Regions from separate parts of the Homo sapiens genome. Here region 2 is linked to region 1. A link is a loop called in an ENCODE intact Hi-C map of the cell type or tissue named here. Cell type or tissue: MCF 10A. All regions are shown on one strand. Links, peaks and the distances in the headings refer to the core of each region. The heading gives the core; the rest is flanking DNA.

Region 1 (8,336 bases), core at 276-8,275:
GCTGGAGTGTGGTGGTGCGATCTTGGCTCACGGCAACCTCCGCCTTCTGGTTCAAGCAGTTCTCCTGCCTCGGCCTCCTGAGTAGCTGGTGCACCACCACGCCCAGCTAATTTTTGTATTTTTAATAGAGACGGAGTTTCACCATGTTGGCCAAGATGGTCTCGATCTCTTGACCTCATGGTCCACCTGTCTCGGCCTTCCAAGATGTTGAGATTACAGGTGTGAGCCACCATGCCCGGCCAAAACTAGACAATTTTTAAAGATTGAAAGTAAGTGTTATCCTGATTCTGTTTATGGCTAATAAATATTTCTCAGTAAATATTTGTGAAATGTATTGAGTTGAACCAAAAAGAACATAATTACGAGCTGATAGCTGCTGAGTTCTGTGTCAGATTCTCTGTGTGTTTCATCTCATTGTTCTTAAAGCCGAATGTCATTGTCACTAAAAGCTTATGCATAATGGGCTTCTTGGCAGAGAAAGAAGTTGGAAAACAGGTCAGGAATGCTGCCTTTATTGGTCCTATTCCAACCATTAGTTCCTCTTACAGGAAGTACATGTGCAGCAGGAAGCCTGAGAGGCAAAATAGAGCATTGGAGTATTATTCAGTGAAAGAAAACATTAATCCAAATCATTTGTCTGGTTTTTATAACAATGACATCTTTCCTTTGTATGTCATCTAATTACTAATAGTAGATTACTAATAGTAGATATTTAAATGATCAGTATCCATTAATAATAAGTATAGGGCTGGGCGCGGTGGCTCACGCCTGTAATCCTAGCACTTTGGGGGCCAAGGCAGGTGGATCACCTGAGGTGGGGAGTTCAAGACCAGCCTGACCAACATGGAGAAACCTTGTCTCTACTAAAAATACAAAAATTAGCTAGGTGTGGTGGTGCATGCTTGTAATCCCAGCTACTTGTGCGGCTGAGGTAGGAGAATTGCTTGAACCTGGGAGGCAGAGGTTGCGGTGAGCCAGAGGTTGCAGTGAGCCAAGATCGCACCATTGCACTCCAGCCTGGGCAACAAGAGCGAAACTCTGTCTCAAACAAAACAAAACAAAACAAAAACAACAACAACAAAAAACAAGCAACAACAACAACAACAAAAAAAACAACTAAGTTGAAGCACTAAGAGATTCCTAAATGAGACACCTTTAAAAAGTCAGGTTTAGGGCTGGGTGTGGCGGCTCATGCCTGTAATCCCAGCACTTTGGGAGGCTAAGGCAGGCGGATCACCTGAGGTCAGGAGTTCGAGACCAGCCTCAACATGGAGAAACCCCGTCTCTACTAAAAATACAAAATTAGCCGGGCATGGTGGTGCATGCCTGTAATCCCAGCTACTTGGGAGGCTGAGGCAGGAGAATTGCTTGAACCCGGGAGGTGGAGGTTGCAGTGAGCCGAGATTGCGCCACTGCACTCCAGCCTGGGTGATAGAGTGAAACTCCTTCTCAAGAAAAAAAAAAAAAGGTCAGGTTCTATTTATAGGCCACATATTCTAAATATCTTACTGTGTGTACTGTCTGTCTTTAGTTTCAAGTGGGGGGAATGGGAATACTTGGGATCCCTAGAAGCATTGAAGAGTACTTCTAGTTTGGAATCCTTACATGGTTCTCATGGCCTAACCTGCTGGTCTCTTCTCCACTAAAAATGTGACCCAAAAAAGGTAAAATTTGCCTTGGGTCAATCTCAGAAAGTTAGACTTGTATCCAATCAGAAGAATTTAATATTACCTTGTAGATAGGGAGCAGAACGACCACATATGTAACAGGAAATCACATACTTGTTGAACTTATTCTTTCTTTCTTTCTTTATTTTTTAAGACAGAGTCTCACTCTGTTGCCCAGGCTGGAGTGCAGTGGTGCCATCTTGGCTCACTGCAACCTCTGCCTCCCGGGTTCAAGTGATTCTTGTGCCTCAGCCTCCCAGGTAGCTGGGACTACAGGTGCCCGCCACCACGCTGGCTAATTTTTGTATTTTTTGGTAGAGATGGGGTTTCACCATGCTGTCCAGGCTGGTCTCGGACTCCTGACCTCATGTGATCCACCCACCTGGGCCTCCCAGAGTGCCGGGATTACAGGTGTGAGCCACCATGCCCAGTCAACTTGTTCTTTAGACGCTTATATAGTATTTACTCCAGTCCAGGTTCCTGTTCTAGGTACTATTGAAACTTTTTAAATCCTCGTAATAACCCTTTGGGGGTTGGTACTATTATCTCCATTTCATAGATGGGGAAACTGAGGCATAGGTCATTCAGCTACTGAATAGGAGAGCTGGAATTTGAACCCAGGTCATCTGGCTCTACAGTTCTATGCTCATAACTACTGTGCTTCGAATTATTTAAATTGACCATCCCTGTACCTAAGACCACTGTTCTGATGAAATTCAAGGAGACTGCATTTGAGGATTAGTCCAGGTAAGTAATGTCCCATTCCTTTTGATAATTTTGTCAAGAAACATCTATTAAGTGCTTGATTGCAGGAGTTCCTTTGCCAAATGTTTCTTGAGTTTGGATGAACTTACAAGATAAGGAGGGGGTACCTATCTTTGGTGCATTTGGGTTAACCATGTAAAACAGGGGTATCCAGGCTTTTGACTTCCCTGGGCCACATTGGAAGAAGAAGAATTGTCTTGGGCCACATATAAAATATACTAACACTAATGATAGCTGATGAGCTAAAAAAAAAAAAAAAAATCGCAAAAAAATCTCATAATGTTTTAAGACATTTATGAATTTGTGTTGGGCCACATTTAAAGCCTTCCTGGGCTGCAGGTGGCCTATGGGCCATGGATTGATGTAAAGCTTACCAAAAGATAAGGGAATGTGAATGCTTCATATGTCTGTAGTGCTCATAGAGTCTATAATTCATCACATTTGATCCTCACATTTTATAGATGATGAAACTGAGGCTCGGAAAGGTTGTGACTTTCCAAAAGTCTGATAGATAACAGAGTTAGTGCCCTTATCTAGTTCTCCTGACTCCAAATCTAGTGATCTTTCCTATATATTTAAATCCATTTCCTGCAATAGAAATTTTGCTGTTACCTTGGCAACACTGCTGTACAGTGCCTGGAAACCATTGTATTGCCTTCTCTGTGTGCCACGAAGTTAAAAGTTTAACTGAAGTCACCTTGATCACCAATCTCCCAGTCAAATTCCCTTCTTTCTGTGCTTCATTTTATTTATTTATTTATTTTTTAATTTTAGATACAGAGTCTTGCTCTGTTGCCCAGGCCAGAGTGGAGTAGGGCAATCTCAGCTCACTGCAACCTCCACCTCCCGGGTTCAAGCAATTCTCCTGCCTCAGCCTCCCGAGTAGCCAGGATTACAGGCATGTGTTACCACACCCAACTAATTTTTTGTAATTTTAGTAGAGATGGGGTTTCACCATGTTGGCCAGGTTGGTCTCAAACTCCTGACCTCAACTGATCTACCCGCCTCGGCCTCCCAAAGTGCTGGGATTACAGGCATGAGCCACCACACCCAGCCTGTGCTTCATTTTAATGTTTGCTAAGCTTAGTGCACTTGTCACCAAAAGCTTATTCAAGATGGGCTTCTTGGCAGATATATCAAGTATGCTGTCTTTTTTGGTCCTGGTCCAGTCATTCTGTTTCTCTTAGTCCTGGGAAGTAGGTATGAAGTAGGAAGCCTGAGAGACACAAAATAGTAGACTAAGATAAGGCCTTTCCCTTATGTGGGCCTCACTTTCCACCTCTGATATTGTAGTCATTCATCTTTCAACTGCTTTTGTGAGGTGTGGCTATTCAGCAGAGGTGAAGCGCCTTTGCCTTTCTGTTAGTTTGAAGCAACAAACTCTATTTAGAGTGGTTTAGATAATGAGTAGTCTTTATTTTGGAGGAAATAGCCATGCGGCATCTTTTATCAATAAAGGTTGCTACGGATGGTGTAGTTCATTCATTTTTCATCCATTTATGAAGTTAGGAAGGCTCAGATGTGTGATGAGATCCTAAGAAAACTTTAACTACTAGGTCATTTAAGATTTTGCCAGCAGGTGGCACTTCTCTTTACTCACTTGAGTTCCTTAACATGATCTTAGACTTAAGTCTAGCCAGACCCTTACATGGCGGTGGTTCATGCCTGTATTCCCAGCACTTTGGGAGGTCAAGGCAGGCAGATCAGTTGAAGTCAGGAGACAAGCCATGGCCAAGATGGTGAAATCCTGTCTCTACTAAAAATACACACAGAAAAAAAATTAGCCAGGCATGGTGGTGTACACCTGTAGTCCAAGCTACTTGGGAGGCTGTGGCAGGAGAATGGCTTGAACCCAGGAGGCAGAGGCTGCAGTGAGCCGATATCATGCCACTGCACTCCAGCCTGGGTGACAGAGGGAGACTCTGTCTCAAAAAAAAAAAAAAAAAAAAAGTTTAGCCAGACCAAAACATTTCTCTTTCCCTTTGTACTAGTGTAGTCTACAATATCTGTTTATGGATTGTAATATATTTATACCTTCTTTCCACAAGGGATTTGAAGTTGCTTATAACATACAGTATACAATAATAAAATATGTAGAAAGGGAGAATATAAAGAATATATCAAATTTGATTCAGGGTTGCTGGCAGCCACAGCAATGAACGATATGGTTTCATTATCAGGTTTTTGGGTCAATGGGGAGGGGAAGAGAATAACTTTTCTAGGATTCGAAATAAAAAATGGAACTTCTGACTTAGAGCATTTCTGTTGTGCCCTTCTCATTTCTCTAACCTAATTAGTAAGTTATTCTTGGCCTGTAAAAACTAAGGAATACTTACTCCTCTGCAGCCTCAGGGTATGTAATCCGCATTCTTCAGTCTATCAGCTTCAACTTTTCAAGATGCCAGCATCACCCATTCATTCTTCCTGCATAGATTGTCCTGGGCATTGGAAACAAAACCATATGCCTTAGGTTGGTTTGGGTGTGCTCACATCAATTCATGTGAAGAATCCCTTTCTCAAAGGCTGGGCGAGGTGACTTAACGCCTGTAATCCCAGCACTTTGGGAGGCCGAGGCGGGCGGATTACCTGAGGTCGGGAGTTGGAGATCAGCTTGACCAACATGGAGAAACCCCGTTTTTACTAAAATATACAAAATTAGCTGGGCGTGGTGGCGCATGCCTGTAATTCCAGCTACTCAGGAGGCTGAGGTAGGAGAATCGCTTGAACCCGGGAGGGGGAGGTTGCGGTGAGCCGAGATGGCGCCATTGCACTCCAGCCTGGGCAACAAGAGCAAAGCTGCGTCTCAAAAAAAAAAAGAGAAAAGAAAAAAAAAATCCCTTTCTCACTGGTTGGAGAAAGAAGACCTATGTTTACACTCCGACAATATCAGAAAGCTGTGCCAGGCCATGTTATAACCAAAAGCTAAATCTGTGTGATTGGGTTTAATAGGTTTCTAGGGTTGTTAAAAATAAATCGGTAAATTAAACTCTTTCAAGTTTCTAACAGGAAACCAGATTGAAGCTGGCTTCCATTACCAATAAAGTTTGTATTGGATGGTGTGATCCGCAACAGAGTACGCAGTGGTGGGGACTGGCATTAGGGGTGGGCGGGAGAGACCCTAAAAATCCACCGCCCTTCGGCCGCAGGGGACTTCACGGTGATGAGCCCGAGGTGCCCATCAACTCGGGCCTGAAGGACCAGCGTCTTGCCCCGCCCATCGCCGTCTGAGGTTAGGACAAAGATCGAGAGGCTGGACAGGGCTGGGGAGGGCGCTCCAGGGAAGCCGACCTAGCGTCGATTCCTGCAGTTGCGGCCCGGGTCCCCGCGCCTGGAGAGGAGGCGACGCGTGGCCGGCGGCTTTGTGGCGCGCGGGTTCCAGCGCGGGGGCGGGGAGAGGGCGAGCTGAGGGCCTCGAGTCCCAGCACTCCGCCACGCTGCGGGCGCCGGGCATGGCCAGCCCCTTGCCGTCCGGCTTCCCCGCGCGCAGGAACAGCCGCCTGGATGTGTTCCTGCGGCGGCATCTGCCGCCCGAGGTCTACGACGCGGTCCGCGCCTACGAGCCATGCATCGTGGTGTCCAACTCTGAGAACCACATCCTCAAGTATGTGGTGCTAAGCGACCGGCTCGTCTACCTAACCGAGAACCCGCCCAAGTCCATCCGGCGGGTAGTGGCTCTGCGGGACGTCGTGGCCATTGACCTGGTGAGCGGCGCGGGTGGGCAGGCGGGCTCGGGAGCGCAGTGAGAACTCCCGGCTGGGGCCCCCAAACCCAGCCCTCCTGCGCGGGGAGGGCTGCCCCATCCTGCCCTCGACTCCCCTCCTCTTATTTGAGAACGAGGAACACAGGGAAGCTGTGGATTGCTGTGAGCACTCCTAATACAAACACGTCTCCCATTCTCCTCGTGTCTGCCTGTTCACCCATTCTCCCGCCTCCCCTACCCCACGTAGGGCTACAGGTTTGAGAACCGAGCTCCCTATCAAAAATACCTTTTAAAGTCATTCCTTTGTTAACAAAGCACCTAGTCAGTGCCAGGCACTGTGCTAGACTCGGAGGATGCAAAAACGAAAGAGGGCCCCTACCTAGAAGCAGTCGCTGGAGGGCTAGAAAGCCAACACCCGTGCAAATAAATGCTGTGTGTTAAGTGCTGTTATATCTCATTTACTTTTTTGCCCCCGATGCTTAGAGCATGTTAGATGCTCAATAAGAATAAATGCATAAGGCCGGGTGCCGTGGATCACGCCTATAATCCTTACACTTTGGGAGGCCAAGGTGGATAGATCACCGGGGGTCAGGGGTTCGAGACCAGGCTGGCCAACATGGTGAAACGCCGTCTCCACCAAAAGTACAAAAATTACCCAGGCGTGGTCGTGTGCACCTGTAATCCCAACTACTTGGGAGGCTGAGGCACAAGAATCGCTTGAACCTGGGAGGCGGAGGTTGCCGTGAGCCGAGATCGCCCCACCTGCACTCCAGCCTGAGCTACAGAATGAGTGAGACACCGTTCCCCTCCACCCCCTCCCCAGCAAAAGAATAAATGCATGAATAAGCAGATGCGTTAATGAGATGCGCACAGGACGCTTGGCAATCTCAGGCGGCTCACTTGATCCAAACTGGGCGCAGGGCCTGCTGGGAAACGTCTTGGAAGGAGGGGCGTCGACGCTAGGAGCTGGGCTTGAAAGACGTCGGGCCTGCCACAGCCTGTCGCCGGTTTTCGGGTGCTGTTCCTGTACCCCTTTCGTCCAGGAATAGATTTACCTTGTAAACCAGCAACAGACTGGAAGCACGGTCTCCTCTCCAATTACTGTTTTCCCCGCCTGGCTCCCTTTGTCTGAGCTGCTCTCCAGGTGTGTTCTTGGTTTTTCCGTTGGGGACAGGTGTCTAGCCTCGTTTTTTCATTCCCTTGACTGAGCCCCAAGGGAGAGGTTGGCGAGACGCTTGATGGAGCTGTTTTGCTGAGGAGTCATGGCTTGTTTTGAACGAGTCTGTAAGAAAAGAATAAAATTAAATGAAAAAAAAAGATTTTTTTTCTACTCGGAATACCTTTGTGAACTAATGTAACTGTGCCAATTTATTTTCTTTGTTGAGGAAAAGTTCGGGATACAACATTGCTTTTCCTCACTACCATTGTTTCCATTCTCTTGAACTAAAACAATTTTTTTGGAGACAGTCTCACTCTGTCATCCAGGCTGGAGTGCAGTGGCACCATCACGGCTCACTGCCGCCTCAGCCTCCAGGGCTCAAGCGATCCTCCCACATCAGCCTCCCAAGTAGCTGGGACTACAGGCTCATGCCATCACAGCTGGCTAATTAAAAATTTTTTTTTGTAGAGACAGGATCTTGCAGTGTTGCCCAAGCTAGTCTCAAACTCCTGGGCTCAAGTGATCCACTACAGACAAGAGCCACAGCACCTGGCCTTGAACTAAATTTTTTTTTAATTTAAATTTCCTTTACTAAGTGTTTTTTAAAACTTTAGACTGGGTAAGGTGGCTCATGCCTGTAATCCCAGCATTTTGGGAGGCCAACGCAGGGGAATCACATGAGCCTAGGAGTTGGAGACTTAGGTAACCTAGCAAGACACCGTCTCTACAAAAATAAAAATAAATAGCTGTGTATGGTGGTGCATGCCGGTGGTACAAGCTACTTCATAGGCTGAAGTGGGAGGATACTTTGAGTTAAGGAGTTCGAGGCTGCAGTAAGCCATGATCTCACCACTGCACTTCAGCCTGGGTGACACAGCTAGACTGTCTCTAAACAAACAAACAAAACACTTTAAAAGGGGCCAGGCATGGTGGCTCACGCCTGTAATCCCAGCACTTTGGGAGGCTGAGGCAGGTGGATCACCTGAGGTCAGGAGTTCGAGACCAGCCTGGGCCAATGCGCCACTGGGTGTGGTGGCGCATGCCT
Region 2 (8,336 bases), core at 151-8,150, 570 kb after region 1:
TAGAGGGAAATTATTATTATTATTTTTGCCCTGCATTGTGAATATGTTTTCTTATATGGCAAAGGGGAATTAAGGTTGCAGATGGAATTGCTGGCTTTGAAGATGAAAGGAGAAGCCACAAGCCAAGGAAGGCAGGCAGCATCTAGAAGTTGAATAAAACAAAGATATGAATTATCCCATACAGCCCTCAGGAAGAAACACAACTGTCTTAGTCCATTTTGTGTTGCTATAACAGAATAGCACAGACTGTGTAATATATAAAGAAAAGAAATTTATTTCTCATAGTCATGGAGGCTGGAAAGTCCAAGATCAAGAGGCCTGGCATCTGGCAAGGGCCTTTGGCTGTGTCATGCCATGATGGGACGTGAGAGGGCATGAGGGGTGAAAGACAAAGAGAGAGAGTGAGAGACAGAGAGAGAGAGAGAGAGAGAGAATTCACAGCCTCAAGCCCTTTTCTAATCTGCATTACCCTATTCATGAGGGTGGAGCCCTTATGATCTAAACACTTCCTATTAGGTCCCACCTCCTGACACTATTGCATTGGAGATTAAGTTTCTAACACTTACTTCTTGAGGGACACATTAAAAACACAACAGTCCTACTGACATCTTGATTTTAGCTCAGTGAGTGCCATTCTGGATTTCGAATCTCTAGAAAGGTAAGAGAAGAAATTTGTATTGTTTCAAGCCATTAAGTTTTCAGTAATTTTTTTTGAGACAGGGTCTTTCTCTGTTGCCCAGGCTGGAGTGCAGTGGTGTGAACATGGCTCCCTGCAGCCTTGAACTCCTGGACTCTAGCAATCCTTCCACCACAGCCTCCTGAGTAGCTGGGACTACAGGCATGCACCACTATGCCTGGCTAGTTTTTTTCCTTTTGGTAGAAACAAGGTCTTGCCATGTTGCCCAGGTTGGCCTTGAAGACCTGGGTTCAAGCCATCCTCCTACCTTGGCCTTCCAAAGTGCTAGAATTACAAATGTGAGCCACTGCCCCTGGCCTATGGTAACTTTTTTTTTCTTGTTTTGAGATGGTGTTTTGCTCTTGTCACCCAGGCTGGAGTGCAATGGCGCAATCTCAGCTCACTGCAACCTCCACCTCCTGGGTTCAAGTGATTCTTCTGCCTCAGCTTCCCAAGAAGCTGGGATTACAGGCACCCACAACCACGCCCAGCTAATTTTTGTATTTTTAGTAGAGATGGGGGTTCACTATGTTGGCCAGGCTGGTCTCAAACTTCTGACCTTAGGTGATCCACCCGCCTCAGCCTCCCAAAGTGCTGTCAGATTACAGGCATGAGCCACCAAACCTGGCCTGGTAACTTTTTAAATAGAAGCTGTAGAAAACTAGCACAGGATTTATAGGTTTAGTTTATTCATTTTAATTGCTATGTAGGTTTATATATAGGTTTAGTTTATTCATTTTATATGCTACGTAGAATTCTACTGTATGTGTTCTTTGCCTATTACTTCTCAAAATTGTATTTGGGAGATTCAATCACGCAGCATGTGCCGGTATTTTGTACAGTTTTGTTTTCTGTTGAATGACTACACAACATTTTATTTCTCTATATTCCTGTTGGTGGACATTATTTCCTTTTTTTTGTTATAAGCAATGTTATAAAAATTTTTGAATTTGTTTTCTATGTACATGTGCAAGAATTTCTCATAGGGGCCGGGCACAGTGGCTCACACCTGCAATCCCAGCATTTTGAGAGGCCAAGCTGGGAGTATCACTTGAGCCCAGGAGTTCAAGGCCAGCCTGGGCAACATAGCAAGACCTCATCTCTACAAAAAATTTAAAAGCTAGCCAGGCATAGTGACATGCGCCTGTAGTCTTAGCTACTCAGGAGGTTGAAGGGGAAAGATCGCTTGAGCTCAGGAGGTCAAGGCTTCAGTGGGTATTGATCGTGCCACTGTACTCCAGCCTGGGCAACAGGGCAAGACCCTGACTCAAAAGAAACAAAAAGATTTTCTTAATAGGCCAATGGGTTGATAGCCCACTGGGGTAATGAATCTAATGTGCAGCCAGGTTTTTAACTGAAGGGGAGTGGAATTGCTGGATTGTAGGGAGTATGCATCATTAACTTCATTATATGGACTATATTGCTCTCCAAAGTGGTTCTACCAATTTAACCTCCTCTGGCAATGCATGAAGGCGTCCATTTTCCTACAAATTCAAATTTGACTTTAAAATTTTTGCCAATATGATGAGTATAAATGGCTTCTCCTTTTTATTTTAATGTGCATTTCCCTGATTACTAGAAAGGATGAACATGTTTACATATGTTTATTGGCCATCTGCCTTTCCTGTTCCTTGAATTGTCTGGATAATGTGGAACAATGTAAGATACCTACCTGACATGCCGGATAACGCCAATGTGAAAATGTAATTGAACCCCCATAGGCCTTGATGGTTATTTAAGTAGTATTTATTAAATTTAAGTAACTTTAAGTGAAATTTACATGAGGAACTCATGAATGTATTATTTAATAAAATGTATCATGAATGTATCACTTAATAAATCTAAGTAATAATATTTGTCTTTTCACATGAAGAATAATTTAAAGCTATTGAAACTCTGAGAAACTTTAATATGGCTCTTTTGACAAACACTTCCTACTTTTTTTTTTTTGAGACGGAGTCTCACCCTGTTGCCCAGACTGGAGTGCAGTGGCGTGATCTCGGCTCATTGCAACCTCTGCCTCCTGGTTTCAAGTGATTCTCCTGTCTCAGCCTCCCGAGTAGCTGGGATTACAGGTGCCTGCCACCATGCCCAGCTAAGTTTTGTATTTTTAGTAGAGACGGGGTTTCACTATGTTGGCCAGGATGGTCTCCATCTCCTGACGCCAAGTCATCCTCCTGCCCTGGCCTTCCAAAATGCTGAGATTGCAGGCATGTGCCACCACATTCAGCCAACATGTCCTACTTTTTGTTTCTGATTTAGCAATCAAATGTCAAGAATATGAACCCATTTTTCATTAAACAATGAATACATTTTAGATTCTAACCAGTTTATTTAACAATGAACACGTTTTAGATTCTAACCAGTTCATTTAAGTAGAATTAAAAGCTTCTAGCAACAAGGATATCATCTTGATAATTATTGAATGTTTAAAAGTATTTAATTCTTAGGTTAAAGGAAAGGACTTGGGAAATCACAGAAGGGCATTGGTGGCTGGGTGTTCTGCTCAATGGCTGTAAAGCTGCAGTGTGCGAGACAACTGCTTACTCCAAAGATCTGTTCATCCAACAGCTGATAAACTCTTCTTTCCCAGTTCCCTACTCTCCTCTGGCTCTTAAGTTGGGAAATATCAGAAGCAAAAAGTCAGAAAAACCATGATGCTATCTGTGATTTCACTACTCCCTCTTTCGGACATAGACTGCACTTGCACCATGAGAGTCATCCACTTTCCATGGCATAATACAATAAATGACTTCCGTTTCTGTATTTCTATTTTGTAACCAAAACTATCAAATGGTACTTAGTACATAAAGACTTCAAATTAATATATTTTTATCTATTTACCTAACTATTTAATCTAGACATATCTATCTGCCATAGGTATATAAATATAGACAGGTAGATGGATGATAGAGAGATGGAGATATGGCTAGATCTATAGATAGATATACGTGATAGGCTTGTCTTCCTTCTCTTTTTTTCTAAGTCTTTGTGACATGGAATTTCCCTCCACAAAGCATTTAAAAATATTGTTATTAACTGACAATTTACCCTTGACTATCTGATGTCTTTTTATCAAATTCTATTTCATATCTTTTAATCATAATATTTATCTAGTTTTCTGATGTGATGTTTTTCCCCTGAAAGAGAAACTGGCTCAGCACAAATCACCAACTTTGTATTACTATTATTTTAATTTTAATTTTTTGGACAGAGTTTTGCTCTGTAGCCCAGATTGGAGGGCAGTGGCATGATCTCGACTCACTGTAACCTCCACCTCCTGGGTTCAAGCGATTCTCCTGCCTCAGCCTCCTGAGTAGCTGGTATTACAGGCACATGCCACCACTCACAGCTAATTTTTTGTATTTTTAGTAGAAACAGGGTTTAATTATGTAGGTCAGGCTGGTCTTGAACTCCTGACCTCAAATGAATCACCCGTCTTGGCCTCCCAAAGAGCTGGGATTACAGGCATGAGCCACTACGCCCAGCCATATTATTATTATTTTTGAGACAGGCTCTGTTTCAAAAGGCTGGAGTGTGGTGGTGCAATCACAGCTCACTGCAGCCTTAACCTCCTGGGCTCAAGTGATCCTCCCACCTCAGCCTCCTGAGTAGCTGGGACTGCAGCTGTGCGCCACCATGCCCAGATAATTTTTGTAATTTTGTAGAGATGGGGTTTCTCCATGTTATCCAGGCTGGTCTCAGAACTCCTGGGCTCAAGTGATCTGCCCGCTTTGACCTCCCAAGGTGTTGTGATTACAGGTGTGAGCCACCACGCTCGGCACCAACTTTATTATACCAGCCTACATTTTATTCCTTTCCTTTCTATTCTTCCCTCCCTCCCTTCCTACCTTTCCTCCTTTCTCCCCTACTTTTTGTGATCTTTTATAACTGCTGAAATGATCACATGTATTCCTTGCTACAGTGCAAGGTATATTGGGATAACAAAATATATGCGGAAGATAATAGACATATATAAGTCAAAGGGTCCCTCTATTACTTTTATTATTCATTAAGTTGAGCCAAGATTTTGTTGGCTTTACAATTAATTGGGAGATACAAGCATATGATGCAAAACCCATGCAGTATTAAAATGTATACAGTGAGGGAAAAGAGTCTGTTTTACACATCAGCTTCCCGCCTAAGGGACAATCTCTGTTGCCTGTTCCTTAATATATGTATTTTAAAAGCGATATCCTCTGCACATGGTTAACAAAATGGAGTGGAATTTCAGGGTGATATTATGTTCCTCATTTAATGGAGAGAAAAAAGCATATGCCCTCAAATACCCTTCTGCCTCTTCTCCCCTCCCCTCCCCGTCCCCCACCCCCTTCCTTCCTTCTTTTTTGAGATGGGGTCTTGCTCCGTCACCCAGGCTGGAACACAATGATGCGATCTCAGCTCACTGTAACCTCTGCCTCCCGGGTTCAAGAAATTCTCCTGCCTCAGTCTCCTGAGTAGCTGGGATTACAGGCGCGTGCCACTATGCCCGGCTAATTTTTGTATTTTATTATTATTATTTTTTTCACCATTTAAGGAATTGTTATTAAAGCAATAATTTTATAATCCAAATTACGTTTCCTAGCTCAGTTATCAATTCTGTTACTTAAAACAGAACTGACATTTTGAACTATTCCACAGTAAAGAATTACAAAATTAAAGAAAGGAATGCTTTAAATTTTTGCACTTTGCTGAAAATTTTTTCCCAGAGTCTATAAAACATTAATTGGTTTTCATATTTTACTATTTTTGTGTTTTTTTAAAATTTTTAAATCAATAAGTAATCTAGGACTAGCATTATGTTTGCTAGACCTGGCATTTTCTCGGTACATAAGGTTCAAAGTTTCTTTTCCTTTTTAAATTTATTTTATATTTTGCAATGTTTATTAAAAAAATAATATTTACATTTTTCGATGTTTAGATATTTTTCTTCTGTGAAGCACAAGTTTCTTTTCATGGTACCTGATCAATTTTAAACAGTTGGAACACCGGTGGCACGGTTAACTGCTTTCTGGGCAGCCACTTCAGCTTGGTGGGCTTGTAGTACAGCTACAGTTTCATTAACCTTAGAACGGAGTGACTCTGGAGACTCCAGCATATGAAGAAGTTCTGAATTACCAATCTCCAACAACATGCCAGTGATTTTACCAGCAAGAGTAAGGTGCATGGCTTGAATAAGAGGAAACAGCCGTTCACCCAACATTTGCTTTTGCTCTTGAGCATGGGCAGATACCAACATGGAAGCAGTCAAAGGTTCCTGACCTTGTACATGAGCAGCAGGCTGTTGCATTGTAACTTGTGGCTGTGCATTAAGATGTTTCTGAGGACTGCGAACTCCCGCAGCATAGTTATAATGTGGAGTGGCAGCAGCAGCAGCTGCAGGACGTGGACCCATTGTCTGTGTCGATGTGTTAGCAACACGCTGTGTTGACATAACTCATGGAACCTGTGAAGAAGCTGGTCTCATAGTACTAAATGGTGGTCTAGGAGCAGCCGGGCGGATAGCACTGGGCCTATTTTGGAATGGATGGGGTCTGGCACCCTCAGCAGTCCAGCGAGGACTTGGTCTTAGTTGAGCAATTTGGCTAGGAGGATAGTATGCAGCACCGTTCTGAGTCTGTGGGATAGCTGCCATGAAGTAACCTGAAGGAGGTGCTGGCTGGTAGGGGTTGATTTCAAGATTGGGCACAGCTCGTACACTTGCCATTCTTTGCATATACTGGTTAGTGAGGTGAGCCTGGCACTCTTCTTTGCGCTGAGCTAAAGCAACATACAATGGCTTTGTGGCCACAATTCTACCATTCATTTCTGTAACTGCTTTAGTGGCTTCTTCTGGTGAGGAGAAACATACAAAACCAAACCCTTTGCAGCGACCACCCTCCATCATAACCTTTGCACTGGTGATTGTACCAAATGGAGAAAACTCTTTCCGGAGACGTTAATTATTAATGCCATCATCAAGATTTTTCACATAAAGATTAACACGGTGGTATCTGGTGATCCTATCTTGCCTCACCTGTTCAAATTTGCGCTTAAGTTCTGTCTGCCGTTCCACTTTTTTCTGAGCTCTACCTACATAAATTTGTTTTCCATTGAGCTCCTTTCATTTCATCCACAGCTTTCTGTGCATCTTCAAGCCTTTCAAAGCTTACAAATCCAAATCCTTTAGATTTTCCACTTTCACCAGTCATTACTTTCACATTTAAGGCAGGCCCAAACTTGCCAAAGAGATTCTTAAGGCGCTCATCATCCATGTCTTCTCCGAAATTCTTGATGTAAACATTGGTGAACTCTTTCACGTAGCTCCAAGTTCAGCTTCTCGTTCTTTATGAGACATAAATCGTCCAACAAATACTTTGCGATCATTTAGGAGCATTCCATTCATTTTTTCCATAGCTCTTTCAGCTGCTTCCTGTGTCTCAAAGTGTACAGATCCATAGCCCTTGGAATCATTTTCATCACAGCCCACCTTACATGAAAGGATGTTACCAAAAGCAGAAAAATGTATCATACAGTGCTTTATTATCAATGGATTTGTCCAGATTTTTAATGAATATGTAGCCCACTCCACTTTTGCGAAGTGATGGATCACGCTGAGACTACACGATGCGTACTGGCTTGCCCTTTATAACATCAAAATTCATAGTGTTCACAGCATGCTCCGCGTCCGCGGGCTACTGGAAGTTCACATACGCGTAGCCCAAGGAGCCGTGGGTGATCATGTCCCTGCAGACCCGGATGGAGAGGATGAGCCCGGCCGCGCTGAACTTCTTGTAGAGCATCGCCTCGGTCACGTCGGGATGGAGGTCCCCCACGTACAGCGAGGACGTAGCTGGGGGCACTGGGGTTCATCTCGGCACTGCTGCTCGCAGGGCCACAGGCCGCGACCTTTCCGTGAGAGGAGGAGAGCGAATGCTGGGGCTAGGGGCCGGAGCTGGGGGAAGGTGAGCGGGGGCAAGCGCAAGCGCAAGCGCAGAGGGACAAAAATCACCCGGAATCGAAAACTACTTCACCGCCCCAGAATGGTGTTGATCCGCTGCCGCTGGCTGCGGGCGAAGGTGGAGGTGTCAGTCCGGACAGCGGGAAGGCCTCGGTCTCTTGGTTCCTTTTTGGAGCTGCTGCGGGCGGGCGAGTCGGCCTCGGCTGCTTCACGGGGTTACTTTATAAAAGAAGAAGAAGAAAAAAATAAAAGTCTATGGCAGGGGAGAGGCGGATTTTTTGTAAATTGTGGGAAAGTTTTTAAAATATTTTTTTAGATTTTTTTTTAATAATAAATGTATGTTCCGAGCCTGGAGCACACACTCCGCACTCTGAGCACTAACTGCCGGGAGAAGGGGCTAATTTTTGTATTTTCAGTAGAAACGGGGTTTCACCATGTTGGCCAGGCTGGTATGGAACTCCTGACCTCAGGTAATCTGTCCGCCTAGCCCTCCCAAAGTGCTGGGATTACAGGCGTGAGCCACCACGCCCGGCCAGTTTTTCTTTTTTTCTGATGTAGGCACTTGTAGCTATAAAATTCCCTCTTAGTACTGCTTTTGCTGTATCCCATAGGTTTTGGTATGTTGTGTTTCCATTATCATTTGATTCAATAAATATTTCAATTTCCTTTTTAATTACTTCATTGATCCACTGGTCGTTCAGGAGTATATTGTTTAATTTC

The links. A loop is a pair of places that touch in the nucleus more often than their neighbours do. Peaks named below come from ENCODE experiments on the same cell type or tissue, not always from the same donor. Only the 100,000 strongest peaks of a DNase experiment are listed, where the experiment ranks them.
Region 2: it touches region 1 in a loop (17-fold over the local background); 29 of 110 quality-filtered maps call a loop at or near these places.

The regions. Positions count from the first base shown.
Region 1 is chr12:64,388,111-64,396,446 of GRCh38, reverse strand. It overlaps C12orf56 (chromosome 12 open reading frame 56), which reads left to right and starts at 5,689. Exons shown (of 13, transcript NM_001170633.2): 1 at 5,689-6,133. The coding sequence starts at 5,882. It also overlaps the pseudogene RPS11P6. In MCF 10A, for the core only: a CTCF peak has its summit at 3,986 (motif pointing right); a DNase peak (open chromatin) is centred at 4,026.
Region 2 is chr12:63,821,213-63,829,548 of GRCh38, reverse strand. RXYLT1-AS1 (RXYLT1 antisense RNA 1) reads left to right here and starts at 7,393. Exons shown (of 4, transcript NR_126167.1): 1 at 7,393-7,620. MIR10527 (microRNA 10527) reads right to left here and starts at 5,886; the gene lies at 5,822-5,886. It also overlaps the pseudogene PABPC1P4. In MCF 10A, for the core only: a CTCF peak has its summit at 3,359; a DNase peak (open chromatin) is centred at 3,348.